Linked DNA regions of Homo sapiens: all the other regions are linked to region 1. Evidence: read pairs that join two places in POLR2A ChIA-PET (ENCODE). Cell type or tissue: CD4-positive, alpha-beta T cell. All regions are shown on one strand.

Evidence for each region. ChIA-PET counts read pairs that join two places held together with the same protein. Peaks named below come from ENCODE experiments on the same cell type or tissue, not always from the same donor. Only the 100,000 strongest peaks of a DNase experiment are listed, where the experiment ranks them.
Region 2: POLR2A ChIA-PET joins it to region 1 with 15 read pairs; 20 of 35 experiments call an interaction of 5 or more read pairs at or near these places.
Region 3: POLR2A ChIA-PET joins it to region 1 with 11 read pairs; 21 of 35 experiments call an interaction of 5 or more read pairs at or near these places.
Region 4: POLR2A ChIA-PET joins it to region 1 with 12 read pairs; 11 of 35 experiments call an interaction of 5 or more read pairs at or near these places.
Region 5: POLR2A ChIA-PET joins it to region 1 with 11 read pairs; 10 of 35 experiments call an interaction of 5 or more read pairs at or near these places.
Region 6: POLR2A ChIA-PET joins it to region 1 with 29 read pairs; 23 of 35 experiments call an interaction of 5 or more read pairs at or near these places.
Region 7: POLR2A ChIA-PET joins it to region 1 with 11 read pairs; 10 of 35 experiments call an interaction of 5 or more read pairs at or near these places.

The regions. Positions count from the first base shown.
Region 1 is chrX:13,485,861-13,489,860 of GRCh38, forward strand. No RefSeq gene overlaps it. Among named protein-coding and RNA genes, the nearest start is that of EGFL6, 82 kb to the right of the region's middle. RefSeq lists an enhancer at 996-1,095. In CD4-positive, alpha-beta T cell, a CTCF peak has its summit at 2,463 (motif pointing left); a DNase peak (open chromatin) is centred at 2,501.
Region 2 is chrX:12,944,736-12,948,735 of GRCh38, forward strand. No RefSeq gene overlaps it. Among named protein-coding and RNA genes, the nearest start is that of TLR8-AS1, 3.4 kb to the left of the region's middle. RefSeq lists a cis regulatory region at 2,030-2,473 and an enhancer at 2,348-2,477. In CD4-positive, alpha-beta T cell, CTCF peaks have their summits at 2,229 (motif pointing right) and 2,429; DNase peaks (open chromatin) are centred at 2,236 and 2,571; H3K27ac peaks cover 1,149 bases.
Region 3 is chrX:12,955,255-12,959,254 of GRCh38, forward strand. No RefSeq gene overlaps it. Among named protein-coding and RNA genes, the nearest start is that of TLR8-AS1, 14 kb to the left of the region's middle. RefSeq lists cis regulatory regions at 512-1,375, 1,544-2,010 and enhancers at 670-749, 1,440-1,669. In CD4-positive, alpha-beta T cell, no CTCF peak of the experiment used is centred here; DNase peaks (open chromatin) are centred at 1,127 and 1,807; H3K4me3 peaks cover 2,881 bases; H3K27ac peaks cover 3,494 bases.
Region 4 is chrX:13,091,047-13,095,046 of GRCh38, forward strand. All of the region lies in intron 3 of LOC105373133 (a long non-coding RNA gene), which reads left to right. Among named protein-coding and RNA genes, the nearest start is that of FAM9C, 48 kb to the left of the region's middle. In CD4-positive, alpha-beta T cell, no CTCF peak of the experiment used is centred here; DNase peaks (open chromatin) are centred at 235, 1,665 and 2,715; H3K4me3 peaks cover 1,187 bases; H3K27ac peaks cover 2,735 bases.
Region 5 is chrX:13,085,894-13,089,893 of GRCh38, forward strand. The region is part of intron 3 of LOC105373133 (a long non-coding RNA gene); the gene reads left to right. Among named protein-coding and RNA genes, the nearest start is that of FAM9C, 43 kb to the left of the region's middle. RefSeq lists enhancers at 1,462-1,681, 1,752-1,911. In CD4-positive, alpha-beta T cell, no CTCF peak of the experiment used is centred here; DNase peaks (open chromatin) are centred at 388, 1,538, 1,868 and 2,408; H3K4me3 peaks cover 2,115 bases; H3K27ac peaks cover 3,844 bases.
Region 6 is chrX:12,976,170-12,980,169 of GRCh38, forward strand. It overlaps TMSB4X (thymosin beta 4 X-linked), which reads left to right. Exons shown (of 3, transcript NM_021109.4): 2 at 77-192; 3 at 608-1,054. The coding sequence starts at 93. The coding sequence ends at 642. Among named protein-coding and RNA genes, the nearest start is that of TMSB4X, 3.1 kb to the left of the region's middle. RefSeq lists enhancers at 1-498, 1,634-1,753, 3,354-3,413 and a cis regulatory region at 2,107-2,399. In CD4-positive, alpha-beta T cell, no CTCF peak of the experiment used is centred here; DNase peaks (open chromatin) are centred at 2,232, 2,652 and 3,990; H3K4me3 peaks cover 4,000 bases; H3K27ac peaks cover 2,659 bases.
Region 7 is chrX:13,080,203-13,084,202 of GRCh38, forward strand. All of the region lies in intron 2 of LOC105373133 (a long non-coding RNA gene), which reads left to right. Among named protein-coding and RNA genes, the nearest start is that of FAM9C, 38 kb to the left of the region's middle. RefSeq lists an enhancer at 1,573-1,742. In CD4-positive, alpha-beta T cell, no CTCF peak of the experiment used is centred here; DNase peaks (open chromatin) are centred at 1,689 and 2,289; H3K27ac peaks cover 3,515 bases.

The DNA.
Region 1 (4,000 bases):
TAACTACTTCTTGGTGGACTTGTATTGTTACATGCATGTGCACATGTGTGTACACACACACACTTGCAAAGGACAGTGATTCTCAGAAACTGGGGAGTCTCAATCCATGAAGGGACAATTGAATCTGCCTTGGTTCTCCTTCCCACGATGGAAACACCAACATATATTACTGCTGTATAGAAGGTGGGTTCTCTATTCACATCGTCCTGCTTCTAAGAAGAATATTGCTAGGGGCATCGTAGTACACAAGAAGCAAAGCCTATAATAGCACCACTTCAAACAGCAGGGCCATTTACCTTTAATTTCTACTTTTAGAAATGAAGTATACAAAGGCTTGGCACAAGATCAGAATCAGACACTATTCTTTACCTTGGACCAGAAAAAATTCTAAGGCAGGGTTACCACCCCCTTCTAGTTTCTGAAATGGAAAGGAAAAAGCATAGAGATGTATTTTCCCTTGTCCGCAGCAAAGAGCAGGGGTGGCTCTTCCAACTGTATTTGTTCAACACATGTTAATTGGGCACCTATAATATGTAAGTGGTGGACACTGAATGGAAATCCAAAAAACATAAATCTGGTCTTGTCTTTAAACAGACGGTAATCTAGTCAGAGGCAGGGGAATGCTTCAGAAGGACAGGCGGAGAAAAAGAGGTGGTGCCCTGATCACTACTTTACACCACCAAGTGCTTGGTCCTTGGTAGCAAAGTTTAAACTATGGTTTTAAAAAGAGTTGAAGTCTGGGGCAAGCCTAGTGTGTGTGTGAATCCATTCAGAGCCCAGAATTCATCTTAGCTATGATTTTCAAAAACCACCCATACTATGGGCTTTTCCTTTATATAGCTCTTCAGTCCACACATATCTGATAAAGTCTACAACTACATGCATGCATCCTAGATAGATCGTCTGTGCTGCCCCATAATTCCTACCAATCCCCCATTCTATTGTCAACTGCCATCTAACATCTGAAGGGGTTTGGGGCAAGAGTTTTTAGGAAAACATTTTGAAGTAAGAGATTGAGTAGATGATTCTCACTTAGGACATCACCATCATCCTGGCACATTTGTCTTCTGTTAGCAGACAATGTCACTATAAGAAAGAGAATACCAGGCAGTCCAAGGAGAGAGAATGCTGACCACAAAGCATTTTTTTTTTTTTGAGACGGAGTCTCGTTCTGTCACCCAGGCTGGAGTGCAATGGTGCGATCTCGGCTCACTGTAAGCTCCGCCTCCTGGGTTCACGCCATTCTCCTGCCCCAGCCTCCTGAGTAGCTGGGACTGCAGGCACCTGCCACCACGCTCGGCTAATTTTTTGTATTTTTAGTAGAGACGGGGTTTCACCTTCAAAACATTTCTTACGTGGTGGCTCTCCAAATTAAAGAAAAGGTTTTAAATGAATGATGATGAATACATACCCTGCTCTGATTGGTAACTTTCACCATTAAACCTGCAAATTAAAAGGCATTTAAGCCAAAATTCATCCTCCCCACAACCTTGAGGGAATGAGTCACTGAAGCAATTCTCACGTTTCTCCAGGCAGAAAGACAGGAGACTTTCCAAAAAAGGTTGTAGTTTTCCTGTTTCCTTGGCTGCCTCCACACATAGCCCAGCCATGACCACATGTGGTGATGGGCAGGAACCTATTGCCTTATTTGGCAATCTTGAGCCCTCTTTGTAGGGCTATTGGGGGCAGGATGAAAAGTCCAGATCAAAACCACAATCGTGAAAAACAATGGAGAGTCAGATAAAGGAAGTAGGCATTTTATCTAGATTAAATATAAAATATTGACCCAAGAAGTAAATGTTTTCATATGCATTGCTTCTTAAAGGACTCGTAGGAAAATATTTAGAATCTGCCATTTTTCTGTAATAATTTCACTCATTTTCCTTCTAGCCATGATGCTGACTGCATTTCCCAGCTGCTGCTGAAACAGCTCTTCTGTTGGGGGAGATTATGTGGGCTAACATTCACCCACGATTCTCTAAACTGATGTTTCTCAAGTATCCTTCATTCTGACCCCAACATGTGCTGTGTGCATTCATTACTGCTGACAGCAGGAACAGTGTGGGTCCCAAACAAGGAGATTGCACAATGAGAAATGGAGGCTAAGGGCATGAATGTTCTGAATTTTATAGCTTCCTGTCTGCTTTCCCTTAGGGGAATATAATTGGGGGACTGGACCCAACACAAATCTCAACTACGCATTTAGGCCTCCACAAAGAAGCAAGACTTCTAGTCCTTTCTGGAGCATTGCAAGCTGTACAGAAAAAAATACATTCCTCAGGGATTCTGCCGGCAACCACTCCTTTTATTCTGTGGTTCCCCAAAGATAAGGTCAGTCAGCTCAGAGAGGAAAGGAAAATGGAATGGGGAGAGACAGGATCAACCAGTAACGGGTGTGTCATCTCAAACTGGAGTGTGTGTCCATTGTCAACCCCAAGAAACCCAGAAAAACAAAATCTTTTTCCCCAGGTGGTGAGAGTGTCAACTGCATATGAGAGGGAAGGGTGCCCTCTGCTGTCATCTGTGATTTTTGGTTTTTAATTTCAAAGGAAACGTTCCAGCTCCATGTAAATCAGACTTAAACATTTTTGCCAGGCACGGTGGCTCAGGCCTGTAATCCCAGCACTTAGGGAGGCTGAGGCGGGCAAATCACAAGGTCGGGAGTTCAAGACCAGCCTGGCCAATATGGTGAAACCCCATCTCTACTAAAAATACAAAAATTAGCTGGGCATGGTTGTGGGCACCTGTAATCCCAGCTACTTGGGAGGCTGAGGAAGGAGAATCGCTTGAACCCGGGAGGCAGAGGTTGCAGTTAGCCAAGATTGTGCCACTGTACTCCAGCCTGGGCGACAGAGCGAGACTCCATCTCCAAACAAACAAACAAAAAACAAAAAAGGAAACATTTTACACATTAAATAGGGAAGCCAAACTTGGGATTTTGACCGTCTTAACTAGGCTGGGTTCTGTGTCGGATGAGAGAGACTTGAGGGATAGCACAGGCAGCAATCACAATTCCATTTCAGATGTCCTGCTGAGAGAAAATTGTGGTTTGGAAGAGGGCCTGTGAGCTTTATATATTCAGGACAATTTGCTTAGAAATAAAACGACTTCTTGGGAGCAGGGTTCTCCTTGGGTGGCAGCATACTTGGACAGCATCTCCATTTGTTTCCCTGTCCTTTCCCAGTAAACCAATTTGGGTTCATTATTAGATTCCTGAGTTTGTTTCTTTGGGAAAGAAAAATAAAATACAGTTCTCACTTAGGGAGATGGAAGGCAATGGCTTTGCATGAAGATACGAATTTAAAACAAATAAATACAAGTGTTCAACTCTGATGAAAGATGAGTTGTATGATTTAATGTGCTTTCCTAGGGACATGTAAATTAACTGAGATATAAAATAATGAATCTGCACATCTGCCTTAGAGTTCATCCAAATGCAATCTACAAGGCAAACTTAATCACGGTTATAATTAATACTTTGCAAATGGAAATGACTGGAAATGAAAGGCCGCAAACAACATCGATATTAATGCTTCAGTATTTGTTCTCTCCCTAGTTTTTACTTTCAAAAGTGTTTTTATCATCTTCTACAAAAGTCATACCTTGTACTTTATAAGGCATTTTGTTATATAGCCTCTTTATAGCTGAATTCATCCCATTATCAAAGGGTCATAGTTGGATTACCTACCTACTTAGATGTTTCTAAACATTTCTGATTTCATTTTGCATTCTAGCAACCGGCTGACTCCACCCGAACTCGGGACTCATGACTCAACCAGTCCTTTGGCCCCCACCCAGAGGCAGGCTTAGCTCACAAGGACTATTTTCCACACCCCTATGATTTTATCATTAACTAATCAGCAGCACCCATTCCCCAGCCCTCTGCCCACCAAATTATTCATAAAAACGCTACCATCTGAATTCTTGGGGAGGCTGATTTAAATAATAACTCCAATCCTTCTGCTTCGCTAGCTCTGCATTAATTAAACACTTTGCTGAA
Region 2 (4,000 bases), 540 kb before region 1:
CTTTACTGGCAAGGCTATGCTGAACCTCCTTAGGCACTCTCTAATTAGATGTCCTAGGTCCTCCCAATTCTTAGTCCTTTAATACCTGTTTTCTCCTTCTCTTATTCCGTTTAGTTTTTCAATTCATACAAAACTGTATCCAGGCCATCACCAATAATTCTAAATGACAAATGTTTCTTCTAACAACCCCACAATATCACCCCTTACCACAAAAACTTCCTTCAGCTTAATCTCTCCCACTCTAGGTTCCCACGCCGCCCCTAATCCCGCTCGAAGCAGCCCTGAGAAACATCGTCCATTATCTCTCCACACCACCCCCCAAAATTTTCACCGTCCCAACACTTTACCACTATTTCGTTTTATTTTTCTTATTAATATAAGAAGACAGGAATGTCAGGCCTCTGAGCTCAAGCTAAGCCATCATATCCCCTGTGACCTGCACGTACACATCCAGATGGCCGGTTCCTGCCTTAACTGATGACATTCCACCACGAAAGAAGTGAAAATGACCTGTTCGTGCCTTAACTGATGACATTGTCTTGTGAAATTCCTTCTCCTGGCTCATCCTGGCTCAAAAGCTCCCCCACTGAGTACATTGTGACCCCCACTCCTGCCCGCCAGAGAACAGCCCCCTTTGACTGTAATTTTCCTTTATCTACCCAAATCCTATAAAACAGCCCCACCTTTATCTCCCTTGGCTGACTCTCTTTTCGGACTCAGCCCGCCTGCACCCAGGTGAAATAAACAGCCTTGTTGCTAACACAAAGCCTGTTTGGTGGTCTCTTCACACGGATGTGCATGAAACCAATGAAAAAAAGACCAAAACAACAACCAAAACAGAAACAAAGAACAACAAAAAACAGCTAAGCAAAGCAAACAATGCCACAATTTATAGGTTGGTGCAAAAGTAATTGTGCTTTTTGCCATTAAAAAGAATGCAAAACCGCAATTACTTTTGCACCAACCTAATATATGATTACCAAGCGCTCTAATGGTAAGGATAAATTAAAACCAGCTGATTGTTAATTTTAACTTTAGCCAAGACAAAAGCCCAATTCAGCTACTTACCTAGGAATGGGGCTCAGGCTGAACACTGCTCTCTACCATCTTTGAAGCAGGAAAAAACTCAAACTCGCCTTCCCTGTTGGAAGTGAGCTGAAATTCCAGAAAGGAGTTACCTGCACTCTTCATCATGGAAGCAGGAAAACTTGCCTTCCTTTTTGGGAGCAAGTGAAACTCCAGAAAAGGAGTTATACAGCAAAATAAACTTTAGATCTCAACCAAATTTGGAGAGATCAGGGATTCTCTTGGTCGGGGGTGGGGGTGTCTCCCAGGCCTCAGCCAATTGTCCTACTGGCTTGAGCCATAAAGATAGCTCAAGCTGGTACCAAGCACCAACAGTAGATTTGTCAAAGGTCAGGGGTACCTCCACTCAGAATCCCTTCATGGTTACCAATTTGTGAATCCAAAATATCTGAGACAGGCCTCAGTCAATTTAGAAAGTTTATTTTGCCAAGGTTAAGGATGCACCCATGACACAGCCTCAAGAGGTCCTGGCTACATGGGCCCAAGGTGGTCGGAGCACAGCTTGGTTCTACACATTTTAGGGAGACGTGAGACATCAATCAACATGTGTAAGATGTACATTGGTTCCGTCCAGACAGGCAGGACAACTCGAATCAGGGGAGGGGGCTTCCAGATCACAGGTAGATAAGAGACATTTGTTGCATTCTATTGGGTCTCTGATTAGCCTTTCACTGAATATACAATTCACATGGGAGAGGAGGGTGGAGGAATAGTCACTTATGCCTGGTCTGCCTTGGTGAAACGACAGGGCAGAGGAAGCAATCAGATATGCATTTGTCTCACATGAGCCTCAGAGGGATGACTTTGAGCTCTGTCTGTCCTTTGTCCACGAGGAATTTCCTTGTGGGCAAATTGTGAGGGAGGTATGTCTTTTTTTTTTTTTTATCTTTGTAGCTGTCTTATTTAGGAATAAAATGGGAGGCAGGTTTGCTTGACGCAGTTCCCAGCTTGACTTCCCTTTAGCTTAGTGATTTTGGGGTCCCAAGATTTATTTTCCTTTCACAACTCCCATCTGATATATTTAAGGGGGAATTCTTTTGTGCCTACAGCATTGTTAGTGGAATGTGGAGCGACAGCAAGGGATGGGCCTAGCTGGAATTTACCACCAGGGGGCTTGGACTCTTTCTCATGCGTCAACACCAATCACTGCCAATAGGGGGCAGCAACAATTTGCCTACAGCCTTTAGGCTTTGGTTTTAGACTCAAGGAGCTCAGGGTGTGGAATCTCCATTGTTTTTCCTCTGAAACTTGGCTTCTTATCTGCCTGCGGACTCAAATCCTCCTCCTGCCAATACTACAACAGCCACAGAACAAATGCATTGAAACTGAGAGAACTGGTAAGAGGCTAGATCTAGTGTAAATCAGAGAATGGGCCTCATAAAAGGAGCAGTTTGGAGGAACCTAATCCTTCACAGTTTGTCTAGCAATTTCTAGGTTCAATCAATTGAGGGCTTAACTGGTAAACTCAAGTGGAAATTTTTTATTGGCTCCTGGTGATGTCACTCCTGGTGAGTGTGGGAGAACTGGTTTTCTAGGTGTGGGGATTCTTTATTCTCTGAAACACCCACTAGGAAACGCCCTGAGGCCTTTTCACCTTCTGTGGTGTCAGGACCTCTCATGTAACTGGATACAGTGCTTTTCCCAAACAGACTATACACAACAGAAACTCAAAAAATAGAAACGCTAAGTGGGAATAAGGGAAATAAACTACAAGAGTAGTGGTTCTCGACCTTGGCTGCACATGGGAATCACCTGGGAGCTTCAATCCGCAAGGACCAATGCCAGGGACCCCCCTACCCCCTGCCCCCGAGATTTGGATTAACTGGTCTGCATGCAACCAGGGCAGCTGGCGTTTTGAAAGGTCCCCAGGTGGTTCCCATGTACAGCCAAACTGAGAACCATTGTCAGATGTGCAGTCTTTGCTCCTGGGTCAATTAATTCCTCACGCCCACTAACTACTTTAGATGTCTTATGCTTTGAGCACATTTAAAATAAAACCCAAAACTTAATAAAACAAAGTTAGTACACAGAGAAATAGGAACCTGATTAAAATAGAACATGAAGTCAAGTCAGTTTGGTTTTGTTTTAAATCTCCAATTGCCACCATTAATTCTGCTCCCAAAGGTCAATAATGCTAGCCTGCTATTTGCTTTGTTCACTTCTGAATGAAGCACTTGTGTTTGCTGACCTTCAAACACTTCCAGGTTGTCTAAGAGGAAGCCATGTGGCACTTTGACTTTTGTGTGACCTGGCAATTTGTTTACATCAAATCCCTTTTAACCCTCTGCAGTTGACAGTGGAGAATTCAGTATTTTCATATGCTGCCTAACCTCTAGGGTGGAAGGCTTTAAACTTGATTTAGGTCAAGTTGGCAGTGACCCAGGTGAGCCCCCAGGAAACTGCACTTCCACAGCCAAAACGTGGCCATCCACCAACTTAGGCATGACAGTTACAGTTTTGAACCTGCTATTAAGTCCCACAATTCTCTTGGTTAGTTAGAGTAATCAAACCTGTCAAGGGTAGGCAGAACTGGAGGAGTGAAGAATGGTTTTGAGGGTACAGTGGAAAAATCAACTTTGGAGTATGACAAGCCAGCCTCAACACTCAGTCACTCTTACCAGCTGTGAGATCTTAGGTGGGTTTATCACTGGCTGTGAGCTTGACTTGCCTATCTATACTATAAAGGAATAAAAGCCCCTTCAGGTGGTTTTTCTTAAATAAATGGAATAGACCTGTCATGTGCTGGTAAATGTTTAACAACTGGTTCTCAAGGTGGTGGGGGCAGCCCTGATTTGGAGTATTTCCATGGTGTAAATACTGTCACCATGGCAGATCTCAAGACACCAGTGTGACAGCTCTGAATGTGGAATTGGGAAGAGGTATGCGCCATCTGGGATAAACCATCTCCTAGTAC
Region 3 (4,000 bases), 530 kb before region 1:
TTAGAGGCCTGAGACCCGTTGAGGGTGTGTGTGTGTGTGTGTGTGTGTGTGTGTGTCTATGTTTGGGAGAATTTGGATAAAGAGACAGGCTGGTAGCGGTGGCTCCCACCTGTAATCCCAGCACTTTGGGAAGCCGAGGTGGGCTGATCACTTGAGGTCAGGAGTTCAAAATCAACCATGCCAAATGGTGAAACCCCGTCTCTACTAAAAATACAAAAATTAGCTGGGCGTGGTGGCACGCACCTGTAATCCCAGCTACTTGGGAGGCTGAGGCACGAGAATCACTTGAACCCGGGAGGCAGTAGCTGCAGCGAGCCGAGATCATGCCACTGTACTCCAGCCTGGGCAACAGAGCGAGACTCCGTCTCAAAAATAAAAAATAAAAAATAAAAAAAAAACAGAGACAGCCAAAGTAGCAATGTGCCTGTGAGAGGGCCTAAGTTTTCCCCCTCAGGGTAGTCTTGTCAGATGAAATACAGGATGCCCAGTTAAATTGGAATTTCACAGAAATAAAATAATTTCTATGGTCTCAAATATTGCATGGGACATATTCATACTAAAAAGCTATTTGTTATTTACCTGAAATTCCCATTTAAATTTGAGGGCGTCTTCCATTTTTATTGGCTAAATCTGGCCACCCTCCCTCAGGGTGTGACGGCAGGAAGCGGGAGAGAACACAGATGTCCCCTGTTATCTCCCTGGGCCCTGCGTGGCCCTCTCAGGGAACCACAAGCCAGGGCCAAGCCCATCCAATCCTCCTGCACCAGGAGCAGCAGAAGCCATGCCGCTAATGGCAGTCACCTCGGTGGAAGTAGAGCGGGCCTGTGGCGGCGTGAGGCTTTTCTGCTCTGCTTCTGTGGAAGTGATTATCCAATAACTAGTAGGAATCGGGCAGTTGGCAGACGCCTCCCATGCTATAAAGCCACACAAGGCAGGCAAGTGTGGGCACAGATGAGAGGCTGAGAGCGGAGGTAGGATGTCACCCCTGCCCTCGCCAGCCTCATCTGTTTTCCCAGGCGTCCCCCAACCACTACCCACGTGGATTCTCCCTCGAAGAGCCCCCTTTCAGGGCCCCATTGGCACTTCACTCTTGAGGGAGGCCTAGGAGAAGCTAGTGGAAAGTTACTTCCACATAAACGGTCAGACAGACGGATGATGAAACCACAGGAAACCACAGCTCCTCCCCTGCCGGGGCACCAGGCCAGAAGCCGACCTGCTAGGCTTGGGGACCCCTTCTGGTCTTGCTAGGGGCTCAGAGACCCTGGGGAAGTCCCTTACTGTGTGTCTCATGTCTTCACTTATGGATGGGATGCCAGCTGCCCTCTCATGCCCTCACAGGGCTGTTGGGAGGCAAGGGTGAGCTAGCAGATGCAAAATAATGGCAAAATTAAGAAACCAAGTACCTGTACAAATGTACACCTTTATAGTGGTTCAATTTGGCCACACGTGCTTCTACTTAGAGAAACACCATACATGAATATTCAGGCACATATACATATCACTATATGATCCTACGAGCAACTTCCCTACCTCACTGAAAATATGATTCACTTCACCAAAATGTAATGCTATGGTCACATTCTACAAGGAAAACATCCAAAGCACAGCCACTGTAAGTGAGGATAGTTCTCAACTGGGCCTATGGTGGGCTGGCTGACTACACTTGCAGTCTAGAACGGGGCCTACTGCAGACTGGTCTGCAGTTAGTTTGATCTAGGGTTATGACAGCAGTTGACTTGAAAATAACTTTCCTCCTGCCCCTTTAAGAACACGGGTTCCTTCCCTTGCAGATAAGCAGGAAGTCCCCCTCCCTCTGTCTTGGTGCTTGGTGGTGTGTTTCACTTCCTTTCAAAGGTGTTTTCTTACTAAAGAAACCCTAAGCCCAGGGTCACATTCTGTTTCTTTCACAGGCATACTCAACTGCGTGTTGTTGATTCTGTGACAAGTTTCTTGAGCAAGAAAATACACAGAAAAAATGTTAAATGTATAAAATATGAAAGTAAAACATCAATAATGTTTTAAATATTTAAAATATAAAAGTAATGCATGCTTCTGGTAAAAATGTAAATGGTAGAGGTTTCTCTATTTCCTTTCCCCAGAGGTAAGCTCTTAAAATTCCCTTCCGGAAATGGTCTCTCTACACCTCACTTTTTTATTGCACAGAAGGGATCAGACACTATTTATGAGGCTCTTTATTTTCCACTTAAGAGTATTCTGGCTGGGCGCGGTGGCTCACACCTGTAATCCTAGCACTTTGGGAGGCCGAGGTGGGTGGATCACGAAGTCAGGAGTTGGAGACCAGCCTGGCCAACATGGTGAAACCCCATTTCTACTAAAAATACAAAAAGTAGCTGGTGTGGTGGTGGGTGCCTCTAATCCCAGCTACTCGGGAGGCTGAGGCAGGAGAATTGTTTGAACCCAGGAGGCAGAGGTTGCAGTGAGCCAAGATCGCGCCACTGCACTCCAGCCTGGGTGACAGAGCGAGACTCTGTCTCGGGGGAAAAAAAAAAAGAGTATTCTTTGGACATCCTTCCACAGCATATCATGAATAAATCTGCCTCAATCTTTTTTTAACAGCTGCATAGTTTTCCATTGTTTGGGTACTCTATCATGTATTTAATTAATCTCCCAATTAATATACACTTAGGTTGATTGTAGCTTTTACTCTTATCTACAATGCTATGGGGGAAAGATCTAGATGTTTGTGCATGTGTATGTATATGTATATGTAAGTGTGTTAGTATGGCTATAGAATGAGAGTCCTGTCACTGGACTTAAACTGGAAATGCTGGGTTCAACTGGAAATGCTGTTTTAATTGTGACAGCCACCGGTGCCTCTGAAAAGTCCCTACGAATTGACCCTTCCAACAACAGCATATAAGAGCTTTCACTTTTCTTTCCCTGCATTCTGGCCAACTGGAGCCACTACTCAACCTTTTCATTTTTGTCAGTCTGAAATGAGCAGAGAGGTCCTCATTGTTTGATTTGCATTTGAAAGCCTACCATACACGGGCATCTTCTCATGTTGTTCTTAGCTCAGTGAGGAGGGCCTTAGAGACCAGACTTTGGAACCAGATAGAGCTGGATACCGTCCCAGCTCAGCCACTTGCCAACTGTGATCTCTGGAGCCTCGGTTTATCCATCTGTAAAATGAGCATCCTTAGACTAAATTCATGGGATTTACTGAGAAGGTGCAACAAAGCAACAAAAAATGTTTATCACTACAAATGTTAGTGTGTTTCTCATCCAAACAAACAAAAAAACATATATATATATATATATATATATATACATATTTACATATAGTCATGCATCGCTTAACAATGGGGATACGTTCTAGGCGATTTCCTCATTGTGCGAAGATCACAGAGTGTACTTACACAAACCTAGATGGTACAGCCTACTACATACCTAGGTTATATGGTACAGCCCATTGTTCCTAGCTTGCAAACCTGTACAGCATGTCACTGCACTAAATACTGTAGGCAACTGTAACACAATGCTAAGTATTTGTGTATCTAAAATTAGAAAAGGTACAGTAAAAAATACAGTATTATTTTATGGGATCACTGAAATGTCATCACACAGTACATGACTGTGTGTGTGTGTATATATATATATATATATACACATACATATATGCACATACACACAGTCTTATACTGTATATGTATACAGATGTGTGTATATATATAGTCTTATACCATATATGTATATAGCGTATGTGTGTGTGTGTGTGTGTGTATATATATATATATATATACAGTGTGTGTATATATATATATATATATACACACACACACACACACACACACACACACACATACACAGGGATATATATATACTTTTTTGACCTAGTCAATGGCCAATTTAACCGTCTCTACAGCATCTGAGATCTCACCTTCTCCTCACTGCTGCCCCTGCTTGAGGGTAGAAAATGTAAATAAAATGCTGAAAAATAAAACTTAAAACTGTCACATTCAATGGTTGGTCTTACTAG
Region 4 (4,000 bases), 390 kb before region 1:
AAAACTGAAATTCAATCCAACACTGGGATTGGAAGCTCTTGAGACTCAAATGTCACCAACACCGGGGGCTTCTCCTCTAATTATCCTGTCAAACGAGGGTTGAAAATGTCAGCACAGACTTCAGTCTCAGCTCCTCCAGCAACCAATGAGAGTGGGCTTGGGTCTGGTTTAAATGATGAAGAACAAATTTGAAAAACCCTTCAGTTGATTTCAAGACTTCCTGGGACGGCGATGTTTAAACCACAATGTTCTTCTTTTGGGGCAAAGTTAAGAGCCAATCACAGTTAAGGTTTCTCTGCATGTTCTGCCCATATTTGGCTGTAATCTTGCTTCATCCAACTAAATTTATAATATATGTGAGTGAAAAGCAAGCCTTTGGGATTTGTCTCTCTCTCTCTTTCCTTGTTATAAAGGAAGCCTTATCTTTATGCATTTGGGGCTACCTGTGAACTTACAGTCTAGCTTCAAAGCAAAGAAAGGAGCAGCCAGTGTAGAAAACTTCGTTTTTACTTTTTTTTTTTTTTTTAAACAAGCTTTAACTGTAGCTTCTGGCTACAGGAAAGTACATAGAAAACCGAATCTAGTTTCGGCCTGTGCAGTACTGACCAGGAGAGGCTTATGAGATTATGGGGATATTGAAGAACACAGAATGTCACATGGATGATTGTATTTTATCTATAATGTATGTGTAGGAGAGATCCATTTCTCAGAGATGGCAAGAACTAAATGCACCCTTTGAAATATCTTCTTAGGGGTTGCTTGAGGAGGATGATCAAATCTTACAGAGAGATAAGACACAAATATGATAAAAGTTATTCTCATTTTAAGTGACTATTTATTGACCACTTGATATGTATCATCCATTTCATTCTCACCACAATCCTATGAAGGAGATTCAATTCTATCCACATTTTGCAGTGAAGAAACTGTGGCAGTGCATGTAACTTGCCCCAGGTGCCTGAGCTTATAAGGAGTGGAACTAAGAATCCACTCTGAACAGTCAGCTGCCAAAGCCCCTCACTCTTAGCCTCTTTGCTCTACTCCACTGAGATGTTCTCTTGGGTTTACTACCAAGAACAGAGGCTGTAAGTAGTATAGAATGCCCCCGGGGACCCCAGTGTCCAAGACACCAACTTCCACTGCCTCTCAGGACCCTAAGGAAAGAAAACTGAGAGGTTGTTCAGCTTGTCTCAGGTCCAGAACTGTCTGGTCAGAGGGGATCCTGGGATCCACCAGTTGAGCCCTTCATTCAGGGCCCCAGTTATTCCTAGTCTTGGGAAACCCAGCTCTAGAAGCCCCTCCCCAGCAGGATTGAGGACAAAGGGGCTAGACTAGAGACCCAGCAACATGGCCCTTCCATGTTCTCAAAACTCAAGAGACCTAGAAAAGAGAAGGGTGGCAAAGCAGCCCAGCCCCACCCCCCAGGGCCAGAGAGGCCCCACTTCACTCTGTAGAGCAGTGGGATTCATCTGGGTGCCATTTGGCCCTCCAGGAGATGTTTGGCAATGTTTAGAGACATTTTAGGTTGCCACAGCTGGGTTGGGGAGGCGAGGGTGCTACTGGCATCTAGTGGGTAGAGGCCAGGGATGCTGTTAAATATCCTACAACGCACAGCACAGCTCCTGCCACAAAGTGCTGCGGTGAGAAGCCCTGCCCTCAAGTCTTGGTTGGGCACATTCCACCCACAGCTCTGAGGAAGCTCCGTCTGGGGCTTCTTCAAAGAGTCATTCTGCAACCAGGAAGCTGGCAGCCCATACAACTATGCAGAAGGTGAAAGAGAGAAGGCGGGACCATGAACACGCGTTTTAATTACTGCATGTTTGTTTCTGACAGAGAGAGGTCAGTGTTTGCCTCCATTTGCAGGCATCAGGACCAAGGTGGGCAGTGGGCAGTGAGGGGGCAGGGGTGGAGGGCGGCACTAGCTCTGTGTAGCAGGCTGAATAATGGCTTCTAAAGATAGCAGATCCTGATCCCGGTAGCCTTCTATGAAAAAAGGTGGTCTTTGCAGATGTCATTAAGTGAAGAATCTTGAGATGGGGAGATTATCCTGTATCATCTGAGTGGGTCCTAAATGTAATCACACGTATTCTTGAGAGAAGGAGGCAGAGGGAGATCTACGTGCACATGGAAAAGGTGATGTAACAACAGCAGAAATTGGGGTGATGAGGCCACAAGCCAAGGAATATGGATGGCCACTAGAAGCTGGAAAAGGCAAGGATCAGATACTCCCCTAGAGCTTCCTGGGGGAACGTGGCCCTGCCCACACCTTGATTTGGGCCTAGCGAGACTGATTTCAAAATTCTGGCCGCCAGAACTGTGAGAGAATAAACTGTTGTCTTAAGCCACCAAGTTGGTGGTCATTTGTTACTGCAGCCATAGGAGACTAATCTACCCTGAGACTCCTGGGGCCCCCAGATGGATCCTCTGAGGCTGAGGGGCAAACTCTTCCATGCAGGCAAAGCCAGAAAAAGGGGAATGGAAATTTCCTTTGCACTTTCCTTGATACATTTACATTTCCCATCCCACCCTTTAAGCACCCTTTCCTGTGAAAACATGGCACCTGCCCCCTCACCGGCCTCTATCAGTCAACAATTCAACTGAATGTCGGGCAAAGCATATGACACCCCCAGTGCTTGGTTCAAACCTGTTTGAGTCACCTGTCACTTTCTACCTTGAATTTTTGTCACCAATGTACATGCAGTAACTTCTATACTAGACTGTGACTCAGACGCTCACAATCACACTCAAACACAGTCTAGTGTTTTTCACAGCCTGGTATAGAAGGTACTGCCTGTACATCAGAACAGGGGAGCAGGAGCCTGATCTGATTTATTATGAAGTCTCCCAAGGCCTCCAGCGCACAGTATCAGGCACACAGGAAACAATCAATGATTAATGTGTGCTTCCTCCATCCTATGAGAAATATTACTTAGGTCTCTTTATGACGAGTGGCCAAAAAGCACAAAGCCGAATCTGATGCTTATTAATAGTAATCCCATACTTGCTGTAAGCCCTGCAACAACTATCATTATCCATGTTTTGTTTTTCAATGGAGGTATAATTTACATACAGTAACATGCACACATCTTAAGTGTATAGCTTGATGAATTTTTACCTAAATATACCTCCTGGAAACCACTGACCACACAAACATCTATGTCTTTCCATCACTCTAGAAAGCTTCCTTTTTCCCTTTTCCTAGTCAATTAACCCCCATGCCCCTCACACTCCAGTGAACCACTATTCTGACTTCTACTCCCATAAACTAGGTTTGCTTGTTTGTGAACTTCATATAAATGAAATTGTACAGAATGTACTCTTGCATCTGGCTTCTTTCTCTTAACATAATGTTTTTGAGATTTATCCAGGTGATTGTATCAGTTTATTCTTTCTTTTTTTAATCTGCTGTGTATTATTCCATTGTAAGAATATGCCATAATTTGTTTATCCATTCTTCTATTGATGGACATTTGGATCATTTCCAGTTTGGGCATATTGTGAATAAAGCTGCTATGAATACTGGTGTATTTTATGGACCTGTGCTTTCACTCCTCCTGGCTATGTACTTAGGAGTAAAATTGCTGGGCTGTAGAGAAGGCATCTGTTTAACTTAATAGAAGTTAGTATCACTATTTTTGATTTGGATATGAGAAAAAAAGGGTTTTTTTAGAAAAAAAAAATGAAACAGTTACAATCTTTCTTCACTTATTTTCCCAATTCCATTCATTGTATTAATTTTTTAAAGAGTAGAGTATCTCTTTCCTGTGCCACAGGCATGGTTAATTGAATCAGCAGTACAGAAAGTTAGAGGGTCACGAGGTACGAAGAATCCAGCAAACTCACATCTGCGTAAATACACTCTCACATCATTTTATATGCATTCACACCAACCCATATCTTTAAAAGTGGACTTTCCTGACACTGGGGTTGACCACAGTGCTGACACAGACAGAATTCCTATGAAAGCAAATATTTTAAGAGGAAAATTTCCCCTGTAATG
Region 5 (4,000 bases), 400 kb before region 1:
AGAAAGAGTTTTAGTCTTTGTTTTTCCCAAGACTTTGTATTGCCTTTTCTCCTCTTCTTGGGCTTGAGTTTAGATGGGACATAACAGGAAAGGGCAATGAATCCCAAACCCATTTTATTTTTTGGTTCATTTGTTGATTTATTTTTATCTCAGCAATAATTTAGTGAGAAAGAAGGTTAATATGATGACAAAAATATGGGTTTGGAAGACCCTTAGTGAGTTTTAAGAAGACAGGCCACCATAGCAGCTGTAGCTAAATAAGCATTTGCTGTATAAGTCAATTACTAAAAATTGTGTGTTGTCTACTTAGAAATGTTTCTTGGGGTGTTTATTAAGGTGTGTGACTTTGAGAATGAGGAATAGAGGAAATGGAAGACGAGTAAGAGAAACCATCCTCCATTTGAGATATCGTGACCCAGCTCTGTTTCCTTTGCTCTCTGTCTGAAGTTAAAAAAAACAAAAACAAAAACAAAACAAAACAAAACAAAAATTAAAAACCCTCAATGGAGAAATATATAAATATTTACAAAGGCTTCTCTTCTATCTACAATACCTTTGTGCAAGATATATCATCTTAAAATCTTGCAATTTGATTGCAGTTGAAATTAATGGTGCAAGAGGTTTTCTTTTTTGTTTGCTTTTTTCTTCATAACGGAAGTGTAATCTCCTTGCAAAGCTTGTGAGCATGCATCCTAAATTGTGAACTTCATCTGCCATGGAAGGGAAAACCTTGACCCAATACCATTGGGATCTAAAAGTGTGATTCCTAGGATTCTGAGCATACTACACGAGATTTAAGGCCCCTTTCAGACTCTGCATTAATGCTTGTTCAGTAGTGATAAATAACATTGATTGGTATTGAGACCAGATTAATAACAGAAGGCAGCTAAAAGGTATTCCCTCTTAGCCTAATTTCCCAAAGGGCATCACTCAGCTGCATTAGTGGGGCGAGGCTCTTCCTTCTCTAAGTGGTGTCTTTAGAAGCTTGAGGGATTATTGCTCAGGGGAAAATGGCTCAATCTGCGGGATTCTTTTTCTTTTTGAGATGGAGTTTTGCTCTTGTTGCCCAGGCTGGAGTGCAATGGCACAATCTCGGCTCACCACAGCCTTCGCCTCCTGGGTTCAAGAGATTCTCCTGTCTCAGCCTCCTGAGTAGCTGGGATTACAGGTGTGCACCACCACGCCCAGCTAATTTTGTATTTTTAGTAGAGATGGGGTTTCTCCATGTTGGTTAGGCTGGTCTCGAACTCCCGACCTCAGGTGATCCACCCGCCTCAGCCTCCCAAAGTGCTGAGAGGGATTCTTAAGAGCAGCTGAGAAAGGGCCCTGCACTTCAGCTGGCTCCAGTTTGTCATCCTTTGTCTGGTATCTTCAGACAAGACATTGCAATAAGAAAAAATAAATACAGTGTGAGAAATCAAATGGTTTTTGTCAAAGTGTAAAAGGGACTGCATCTGACTAACACTGGAGTTGGACAGAAGCCATAAAGGATGTTTTGTGTGAATGTTTCCGGCTGCAAAATCTACCTGACTGTTGCACTGAAACCACAACTATCTATCACATGCTTGTGAGAAACCCCCAGGAGCTTCCTGTTTCGTGTGGGTCGTGAGAAGATTGCACAGCACAGTACAGCTTTCATTGTCTTTGAGCTAATCTTAAGCTAGGAGAAGGAAGGAGAATTCACATTTTGTATGTTTAGTTATTTGTGAAGTCTTTACACCCATAAATCGATTATGTATAAATTAGTATACAGATTCACTACCATGGAGAGGATACTGTGTACATCTGAGGATACTGTGTACATATGGTTGAGTCACTTCACCTAGGCCTTGGGGAGGAGTTGGGGCATCTCCAGGGTAAAGTAATGTGGTTTAGCACGGGGACTTCCAAGGAAGCATCAGTATGAGATAGGGGAACATGGCTGACCAACGGCAAGATGATGCCCCATGATGGAGCAGATGGGATTGGCGTGGGAGGGGTAGTTTGTGAGACCAGAAGACTTGCAATCTCTCCTGCTGAGACCAATACCAACCAAAGAATAATTAGAGAGCATGGAGGACAACATGATCTCATGTGAATCTCACATCATACCTTACAAGTTAACTCTGTGTATCGCCTAAGGAACGGCTGAAGCTTCTTTTCTTGTAAATGACAATAGACACATATCCAGTGCCATTAAGGACAGCATCTGGTCACCCAGTGGCCAATAATGTCAAAGTTCTGATCACAAGGTGAGCAGTTTCCTGAAGATAGAAGAGTACGATGGCCACAGCCATGGGTTCCAACATAGCCACTCTCTGGGGCCACCAGACACCCTCCTCACACTCCGCAGAGTTTGCTTAAATGTGCTCTGAGCTGGATGCATTTGCTAAAGGTTTGTCTCTTCCCCTTTGTTAACCCAAGAAAACAGAAGGACGTCTCAGCTAGACCCCAGCCGCTGCCACCCCATCTCTTCTCCAACTCTGCTCCGGCAGCTGGCGTTTCCTGTGTTCTCTCAGTGGGTTAAGAGAATGGTGGTGGCACATTGTCCCTTAATTAGACTGCAAGAGCAGCCATCTCCTGCTCAACTTGCCTGGGCAATCTTTTTATTCATCATACCTGAAAGTAACAGTAGTGGCTTTTTGTATGGCATATGTTATATGTAATCATGATGACCTTCTTATAAGCAGAAGAGTGGAAAAAATACAGGAGGAACTTAGAACTGACATTCTCACTTCCATCATGTGGATTAGACTATTAGCATGTTGCTGTGCCCCCATTTCATGTTATTAATTAATTAATTAGGGATCAGGTTGGGCGTGGTAGCTCACATTTGTAATCCCAACATTTTGAGAGACCAAGGCAGGAGGATCACTTGAGCCCAGGAGTTCAAGACAGCCGGGGCAACATAGCTAGATGCCACTGTTTCCATAAAAAATAAAAAATAAATTCAGGCATGGTGGTATGTGCTTGTGGTCCCAGCTACTTGGGAGGCTGAGGTGGGAGGATTGCTTGAACCTGGGAGGTCAAGGCTGTAGTGAGCTGTGATCGCACCACTGTACTCCAGCCTGGGCAACAGAGCAAGACCCCGTCACAAAACACACAAAAAAGGATCAGCAAGCTTAGGTGAAATATTATTTTCGTAAGTGAATTTTTCATTATGAAAAGTTCAATAAATTTTTCATAAAACAGTATTTTTTATAAAACAATATTTAATTTTCAAAAGCAATATTTAATAACTAAGAAATTTGAACAATATAGGAAAGCACAATGATAAAAAACAAACCCCACAAAACCCTTATGGACTTCATTCTCAGCCAAAATTGCAGTTAATATTTTGATGTATTCCCTTCCAGTATTTTTTTTTCTCTGCTTCTACATATATTGGTAAACACTGTCCCTCTTTTTACAAACCTAGATCATTCTGGATATTCAATTGCGTATCCTACCTTTTTTCATGTTATGTAGCATTTTAGCCTCATTTCCCCATTCTCTTATAACATGATTTTTTTTTTTTTTTTTTGAGACGGAGACTCGTTCTGTTACCCAGGCTGGAGTGCAGTGGCACAATCTCGGCTCACTGCAACCTCCGCCTGCCAGGTTCAAACAATTCTCCTGCCTCAGCCTCCCGAGTAGCTGGGACCACAGGCATGTGCCACCATGCCCGGCTAATTTTTTTTTTGTATTTTTAGTAGAGACAGGGTTTCACCGTGCTGGCCAGGCTGGTCTCAAACTCCTGACCTCGTGATCTGCCCACCTCGGCCTCCCAAAGTGCTGGGATTACAGGCGTGAGCCTCCGTGCCCGGTCATAACATGATTATTAATGGCTATGTTCATTTTAAGAATATGCCATATTTTTTTTTCTAATTGTTGTTGAGGGATATTTAAGAGGTATAGAATTTTTCTCCATGGTAAACAACATCGCAATGAATATATCTGTCCATAGATTTTTAGACTATATCTCTGATTACTGACCAAACATGTGATCCTTGAATTAAATTTTTCAACATCAACAGATCTA
Region 6 (4,000 bases), 510 kb before region 1:
GAAGTGCAGTTCCCAGCCCAGAGACAGCGGGGCGGGTGGCTCTTCCTCACGCTCGCTCTTGGCTTGCTCCCTGCAGCTTTTCCTCCGCAACCATGTCTGACAAACCCGATATGGCTGAGATCGAGAAATTCGATAAGTCGAAACTGAAGAAGACAGAGACGCAAGAGAAAAATCCACTGCCTTCCAAAGAAAGTGAGCTCCGACCCACCCCCATCTTTAGAAAGGCTGGGTGGGAGCGGCCGGTGGGAGGGCGGGAGGCTGGGAGCGGCCGCGGGAAGAATTCGGGAGGGGGGAGTGCGGGGGAAGAGCCGACAGTTGATGAATGTGGCTTGCAAAGGTTAATTAAAAATGGTTTTGCAGCCAACAAACACGGGGCTTTAGTAATTTAGTAATGGAATATTTAATATGCCATATTAATATACAAACATTTATCCATTAAAATGTATTTCTATTTAGTATATTCAATATACATATTTTATTCCATTGTGGAATACCGTGTAGAATGTTTATGATTTGAAAAGATGCTTTAAATGAAAGCCCTTTAGTCTGTACTGAATCCTTTAATCATCTCCCTCCATCTTTTTTTTTTTTTTTTTTCTGGTCACAGCGATTGAACAGGAGAAGCAAGCAGGCGAATCGTAATGAGGCGTGCGCCGCCAATATGCACTGTACATTCCACAAGCATTGCCTTCTTATTTTACTTCTTTTAGCTGTTTAACTTTGTAAGATGCAAAGAGGTTGGATCAAGTTTAAATGACTGTGCTGCCCCTTTCACATCAAAGAACTACTGACAACGAAGGCCGCGCCTGCCTTTCCCATCTGTCTATCTATCTGGCTGGCAGGGAAGGAAAGAACTTGCATGTTGGTGAAGGAAGAAGTGGGGTGGAAGAAGTGGGGTGGGACGACAGTGAAATCTAGAGTAAAACCAAGCTGGCCCAAGGTGTCCTGCAGGCTGTAATGCAGTTTAATCAGAGTGCCATTTTTTTTTTTGTTCAAATGATTTTAATTATTGGAATGCACAATTTTTTTAATATGCAAATAAAAAGTTTAAAAACTTAGCTGGTGTGTCTGTTTGGTTTCTGGAAGGATCGCGGATGAAACCTTTGCAAAGAGGCCTACCTCTTGGTCCATTGGGGAGGGACAAGCATCTGGTGACTGGATAAATTCCCTTATGGCATAGAAATGGGTTTCACCCAGGTATGCAAAATACCTTGTCTATACTAGGAGATCATTTTCTCAGGCTGATTGAATTCCTAGTATGAATTGTGTGAGAGCTTTAATAAAAATATCTTTGCAGTTCTTACGGGTTTTGATAAGCTGACATTGCACGTGCTCAAGAAAATGAAGGTGATAATTTACAGCACAGTATCTTATTTCAGGGTATCAAATTGAACTTGGTTATTTAACCAAGTGCTAGCATTAACATAGATGAGTAAAAATTACATTTTTAGCAGCTGCGTTAAGAAGGAATTTAGGACTTGAGCTTACTCATTTTCTAATGGCCGGTTTCTAATCAGAGTTCAATATTTACAATTGCTTTAATGAATACAGTTAAGATTAGTGAACATGATTTTAAATTTATTGGGTCCTCTTCATTTGAATAATCTTTGGATTTAAAAGATACTTATTCGATCTTTTGGGTTTAAAGGACACTAGCAGGACACAGGTGAGATTTGTACTAAGTTTAAATCCAGCGGGAATTAATTGACTCACATTTAGGTCTTTGAGTCCTTGATAACTTCTCAATCATCGGAAGTAGTTATTTTCACTGATGGGTAAAAGCAAAGTCCTTGGTGCGGGAAGACGGAAACAACGTCAATTTTTTAAGAGTTAAAAAAAGATTTGCCATTCTATAAGGTCCTTAATGGATTCCTCGGTTCTGTAGGGAAGGGTGGAGACTTTTTTTTTTAAATAAGCACCAGTTTTATTAAGCCGAAACAACAGCATTTAAGAAGGCTCTTAGTTCACTGAATGTTCTGCAAAGCTAAATTTTACAACGCAAATGTCCAAGAAGTTAAACATTTTTCTCTCAAAACCGATTTATGAAAATACCCTTTTTGAAGCGGAGGGGTAGGGAAAATTGTTGATCACTATTAAATTGGTTGCTTTCATTTCCTTTGCTCAACGCTTATTTTGAGAAATGCACAGGAAACCATTTACCTGTGGTTTAGACAATCAAGTAGACCATCAGGCTAGAAGCCTTGCTCTGCGTTGCAAGGGAAGGGGTGTGTACAGGCTGCTGCAGAGGCTGCTACAAAACCTGAAGCGCCACAGCCCGCTTAGCTCCGTGAAGAGAGGAGTAAGCACAAAGGTTCTGGAGCCATCTCAAGATGGAGACGGGCCTGGAGCCCTGTAGTTTTCTTGCCTATAGGGAAGGGTGTGGGCACAGTGCAAATGCCCAAGGCACAAAGAGAAACCATTCCCACGTGGGCTTTTGCTGTGTGCCTTTTTCAAACAATGCAAAGACGAAAGAAGATTTTAAGAAATTAACACAGCTCCAGTGTTCCTCAGTTGAAGAAGGAACATTTAGGAAAAGGGATAATTCATGGACTAAAAGACCTTTCTCCCCTAGAGGGACGAAGCTAAAACATAGCACAAAAAAAAAAAAGTAAAATGGTAATGATTGAATTCAGGCTGCTTGACGTGTGGAATGGGGAAATTCAGAAGCTTCTGCCCATATCACACTCTGTACACTTAACTGCTGCACACGGGGATGGGAGAGAATTTATTTTTTTAATTTTGATGGGGGATTCTTTGTTTTTCCCAAGAGAGATTCTTCCCAGAAGGGCTGGGGGTATTTATGAGTCAGTGTGGGGATATATGTTCCTGCTATGTAGGACTTGGGAGTCGACAGTATTTTTCACAGATACAAAGAGGACATTAGGTTTACCCTTAGAATGAGAGAACGTTGGGATTGAAGGAGACCCTATGACTGTTTCTCTTCCCCCCAGGACAAAACAGGCCAAGGTAGCTTAAGTAAGCCCCGAAGGTCACACAGTTTAGTCTGGGATTTCTGCAAATTTTGAATTGACCAAGACAAATAAAGCAAAAATAAAGGAAATAAAAAGAGACTCACTAAAGGACCTTTGAGATTGAGCTGGCTTCATTTTGAAATCTCGCAAATTTGTCAACCATCACAGCCACATTTGCAGCCTTCCAGTGGTTGGAATTTTAAAGCTATTTTATTCTTTCAGGAGAACAACACAGCTTTTGGGCTGTGTATGCAAAGATTGAGTGTGTATGGGGGGGAGGTGGGGTTCAAAATCTTCACAAACTTTGAGTCTCTCGGCTGTGTAAGAGACCCATTATAGTCAGAATCAGGTATTGTCTCCTTTAAATGCACAAGGAAGGTCTGTTTATTTTCCCCCAAAGAAGCATCTAATTCCTCAAGAGACAAAAAGAAAATATTTTTGCATTTTTTTTTTCTAAACATATGGGGTCAATTTTGTGCTAACGAGAAAGAACAGAGCGTTTTGGAGACAATATTACAGACAAAGAGTAAAAATAAAAAATCTTGAGTCTTTCTTTGTTCAAGAATGGAAACTTCAAACGTTGTTTAAAAACGTTGAAAGCACTCAATGCTTCATTTACCCTAGTAGCCTTCACTAGCCTAGCAAGAAAATAAGAAAAAACCACCCTCCGCACTCCACACTCCCCAAATCCTTTCTTTTCGATTACACTTTCAAGAGTGGCTTACACTGCAATCTAAGAGAATCAAACACACCAATTTGGGACTCAACTAGGTTTTCTCTGCATGTAATGAGAAGGGGTGAAATTACAAATGTAAGGCAGAGATATACAACAAAGCAAGCTAGGAAGAAAATATGTTTCTAAGACCTGTATTTACCTAGTTTATATTTTCCTTGGACACTTGCATAGCATTTTATTTCTGTAATCACATTGTCGTGCTAATACCATCTTTGCCCCTGGCTTCTGAGACTTTTGTAGGCAGGGCTGGTGCATGCCACATTCACTGTGTGCATACACCACGCACTCTTCC
Region 7 (4,000 bases), 410 kb before region 1:
TTTTACAATGAATTTACTAATTTGGGTTAGTAGGTGACTCATAAAATAGCCCTGTATGTGTTGTATAAAATAGAAGTGAGATAATGTCCCTTTTCTACTTAAAAGCCTGCAATGATGATAGTAGCCCTATTCACAATAGCTAAAAGTGGAAACAACCCAAATGACCTTTAAATGGTGAATGAATAAACAAATTATGGCATATGCATACAACAGAATATTGCTCAGCCATAAAAAGAAATAAGGTACAAATGCATCTCCAAAATATGATGCTAAGTGAAACTAGTCAGTCGCAAAAGTCACATATTATATGATTCCATTTATATGAAGTGTCCAGAAGAGGGAAATCCATAGAGACAGAAAGCAAACTGTGGTTGGCAGGGGCCACGGGGAGGGGATGATGGGGAATGACTGCCAATGGGTATGGGAATATCCCTTTGAGGTGATGAAAATGTTCTAGAACTAAATAGAGGTGTCGGTTGCACAACGCTATGAATACACTAAAAATGCCACTGAATTGTTCACTTTAAAATGGTTAATTTTATGATGTGTGAATTTCACCTCAGTAAAAAATAATAATTAAGTAAGATCTGCAATGGTTCCCTATTTCTCCAAGAGTAGAAGCCAAATCCTTACAGAGGCCTCCTATAGGAGATGGCCCTGTTACCTTCTGGCCTCGTCCTCTCCTCTTCCCACGACTGTCTCACTGAGCACCATGGCCTCCATCAGTTCCTCCTAATGCTAGGCATGCTCCCACTCCCAAACCCCCTTTGCACTGGCTGTCCTGTCTGCCTGGAAGACACTTCTCTCCAGTGCCCACATGACTCTTTTAGTCTTTGCTTACATGTCAGTGTCCAAGGAGGCCTGTCCTCACCACTCTTATTTCCAATCACACCCGTCCCCAAGTATCATTCCCTTTATTCTGCTCTGCTTGACTTATTTCCTTCTAACAAACTATGTCTTTTTACTTATTTATTCTGTTTATTCTCTTTCTCCTTCTCCTTCCTCTAACCATTGGAATGTAGCTCCACCACCAAAAAAAGAATTTTAATATGTTTCTGTATTCTAGGCTTAATTTGTATTGATTTTTTAAAAATGTCTACAAAATCAAATAACAAAGAATTACACATTCAAACAGATTCAATTAAGTGGATTCTGAAAGAAATATCTGTAGAAAATGAAGTCTCAAATCTCATAGTAAAGCATCTTCATAGCTTTTTATTCTCTGCTAATGTTTATATTTCATGGAGGCATAAAATCATTCAGGCTGAAGTTAAAACATCTTTCTTTTATCACAAGTAGCTTGAGTTTTGAACCCGGAGGAGGCACTCTGGGTTGAAAGTTATTCATTATAGAAAATGGTTGAACTATAAAATGTCTTCTACTGGGAGAAGGTCGGCTTATTTGGGTTGCTACAGCTTTATTGAGGGTGGGGCAGGGAAGAATATAAAAATTTCTTTCTGCTGTTGCATTTGTTTATCAAATTTGTGCAAGGCCTTGTTGATCATGGGAAGCATAAAGAACACAGATACTATATTCACGTTTAAAGTAAGACAACGGAATCTATCACAAGGGTAGTGAAAGTCTAAAAAAAAAAGGGGGAACAGAGAGAAAAGAAAGGGCAAGTATTTAGAAATAGATAGCAGCCTGAAATATTTTTGTACACGCACAGGAAGTTGCTTTCAGAAAGCCAGGCCACAAGACTCTTGCACACAAACCTTGCACAAGGAGCTCTAGGATTAGAAAATAGCATCATGAGCTGAAAGTGATTACATTTTGCAGATGGGTGTCTCTATTAATTTGGATCTATACTGTGGCTAGAGATCCTGCTGTCTGACGCAAAAGCAAAGGATGTAAAAGCCAAAAAAAAAAAAAAAAATGCTGTAACCCTTCTCTTAATATTGGCATTAAAGCTGAAAATATGCCTCTGTTTATCCAAAGCATAAGGAAGTTGTATATCATAGTAGCAGAATGTATCAGGTATCTAAGATTGAGTGCAGAATTCCGATAAGAGAGCTCTTGAGCACAGAGTTTCAGCTTTGGGCAAGGAAGAATTTCCCTGTGTCATTTTGTTTAGGGAAATGTTTCCCGAATAATACACATTTCATTTTTCTGGCATGGACTTGGACTCATGTGGATTCCATTTGAGGAAAGAAAAGCTCAAGAAGCAGAGGGGTGGTGGGATTTTTTTGTGACTGCTGCAATTTCAGAGAATGCAAAACTAGTGTGACCCACTAATGGTGACTGTTGTGCTGTAGAATGTTCTGTTCATAGCCACAGGGGAAACCACTGCGATTCTGAGGCAGAACTGGCTAGTTCAGGAGCCAGCAAAGACACTAGAGTTAAAACCCACGTGCCTACCTTTGTCTTGTAACAAATAGCAAAATTTTGCCTGATGTTGGAAGAAATATTCCTTTTCTTAATCTGGTGTAAAGCAAGTACATGTGAATGTTTCCCTTGATTAACTTAAGCTCCCTCAAATGACAGGTGCATTTGTGTTTTTGCGAAGAGTTGGAAGGTGGATTGGTGGTGAGGTGAGACAGGCATCATCATCGTTTAGGATTTTTCACGTGTCCTTGGGGCATAAACCAAGCTAAAGATATCCAAAAAAGCCAATTCCTCTTAGAGCTCTCACAGTGTAGCGTGAAACCTGCCTAGGAGACTCCAGTGGTTCTGAATCGGAAGGCAAATTGGCAGGGGGTACATTTTTGGTTATCAGGATTGGAGGCGGGAAAGGGGCAGTGAAAAGGCTGCTCTTGTCATGGAGTGGGTAGATGCCAGGGCGGCTGCTAACCATGCCACCATGCACAGGACAACTCCCCTAATACAGAATTGTCCAACCAAAAGTGTCACTAGTGCCGAGGCTGAGAAATCCTCATCCTAACACATGCCCTAAACAATAAATCCATTTTAAACATTCCCCAGTTGGTGAAATTAACCAGAACGATAGTCTGATAAAACAAAAAACAAGTAACCCAGTAAGTAATATTTCCTCCTTCCTCTTTCCCATTTCACAGAAAATCGTTGAATAAATGCAAGCAGGATATTTTTAAGAGAACAATTCTGTAAGCAATCTCCTTAAATATGTTTCACTTCAATTTCTGCCATTATCTAGAGGCTATATGCCCAGTACAATTATTGAAATCACTGTAACAGTAAAAATTTATAGCCGTATTAGTGTATTTTGGCTAAGTTGAAATGGCAGATGAGGGTAAAACACAAAAATCCTTTAAAAAAAGATAGCTTATTTGATTGCTGCACCAGTTTAAGAAAAAAGGCTAGAATTTATGTTAAAACTGTCTTTAGGGCCCAGCATGGTGGCTCATGCCTGTAATCCCAGCACTTTGGGAGGCCAAGACGGGTAGATTACTTGAGGTCAGGAGTTCCAGACCAGCCTGGACAACATGGTGAAACCCAGTCTCTACTAAAAATACAAAAAAAATTAGCCAGGCATGGTTGGGGAAAACCTGTAGTCCCAGCTACTTGGGAGGCTGAGGTGGGAGAATCGCTTGAATCCCAGAGGTGGAGGTTGCAGTGGGCCGAGATCATGCCATTGCTCTCCAGCCCAGACAACAGAGTGAGACTGATATGGTTCTGATGAGTGGAGGAACACCAGGGTTCTTGGTCCTCATGCCGGTTTAGATAAAACAACATGGACACACATGGAGTGGTTTTAAGGAGCGGAGAATTTAATAGGCAAGAAAGAAGGGAGAAGAAAGAAGGAAGAAGTTCCTCTGTACAGAGACAGAGGGAGGGGGTCTCCAAATCCAAGAGAGGAGGCCCCATGTGCTGAGGATACCAGCCAGTTTTATGAGGAGGCTGGAGGAGGCAGTGTCTGATTTGCACAGGGCTCAGGGGATTGGTTTGACCAGGCTTGTCATTCATGTAGCCTGCGAAAAAATTGGCCCCCCACCCTAGCTTTTAATATGCAAATGCAGGGCACCATGACGTTCTACACACGTGGGGATATGTGGGGGTGCCCATGTTGCCAGGCACATGTCCG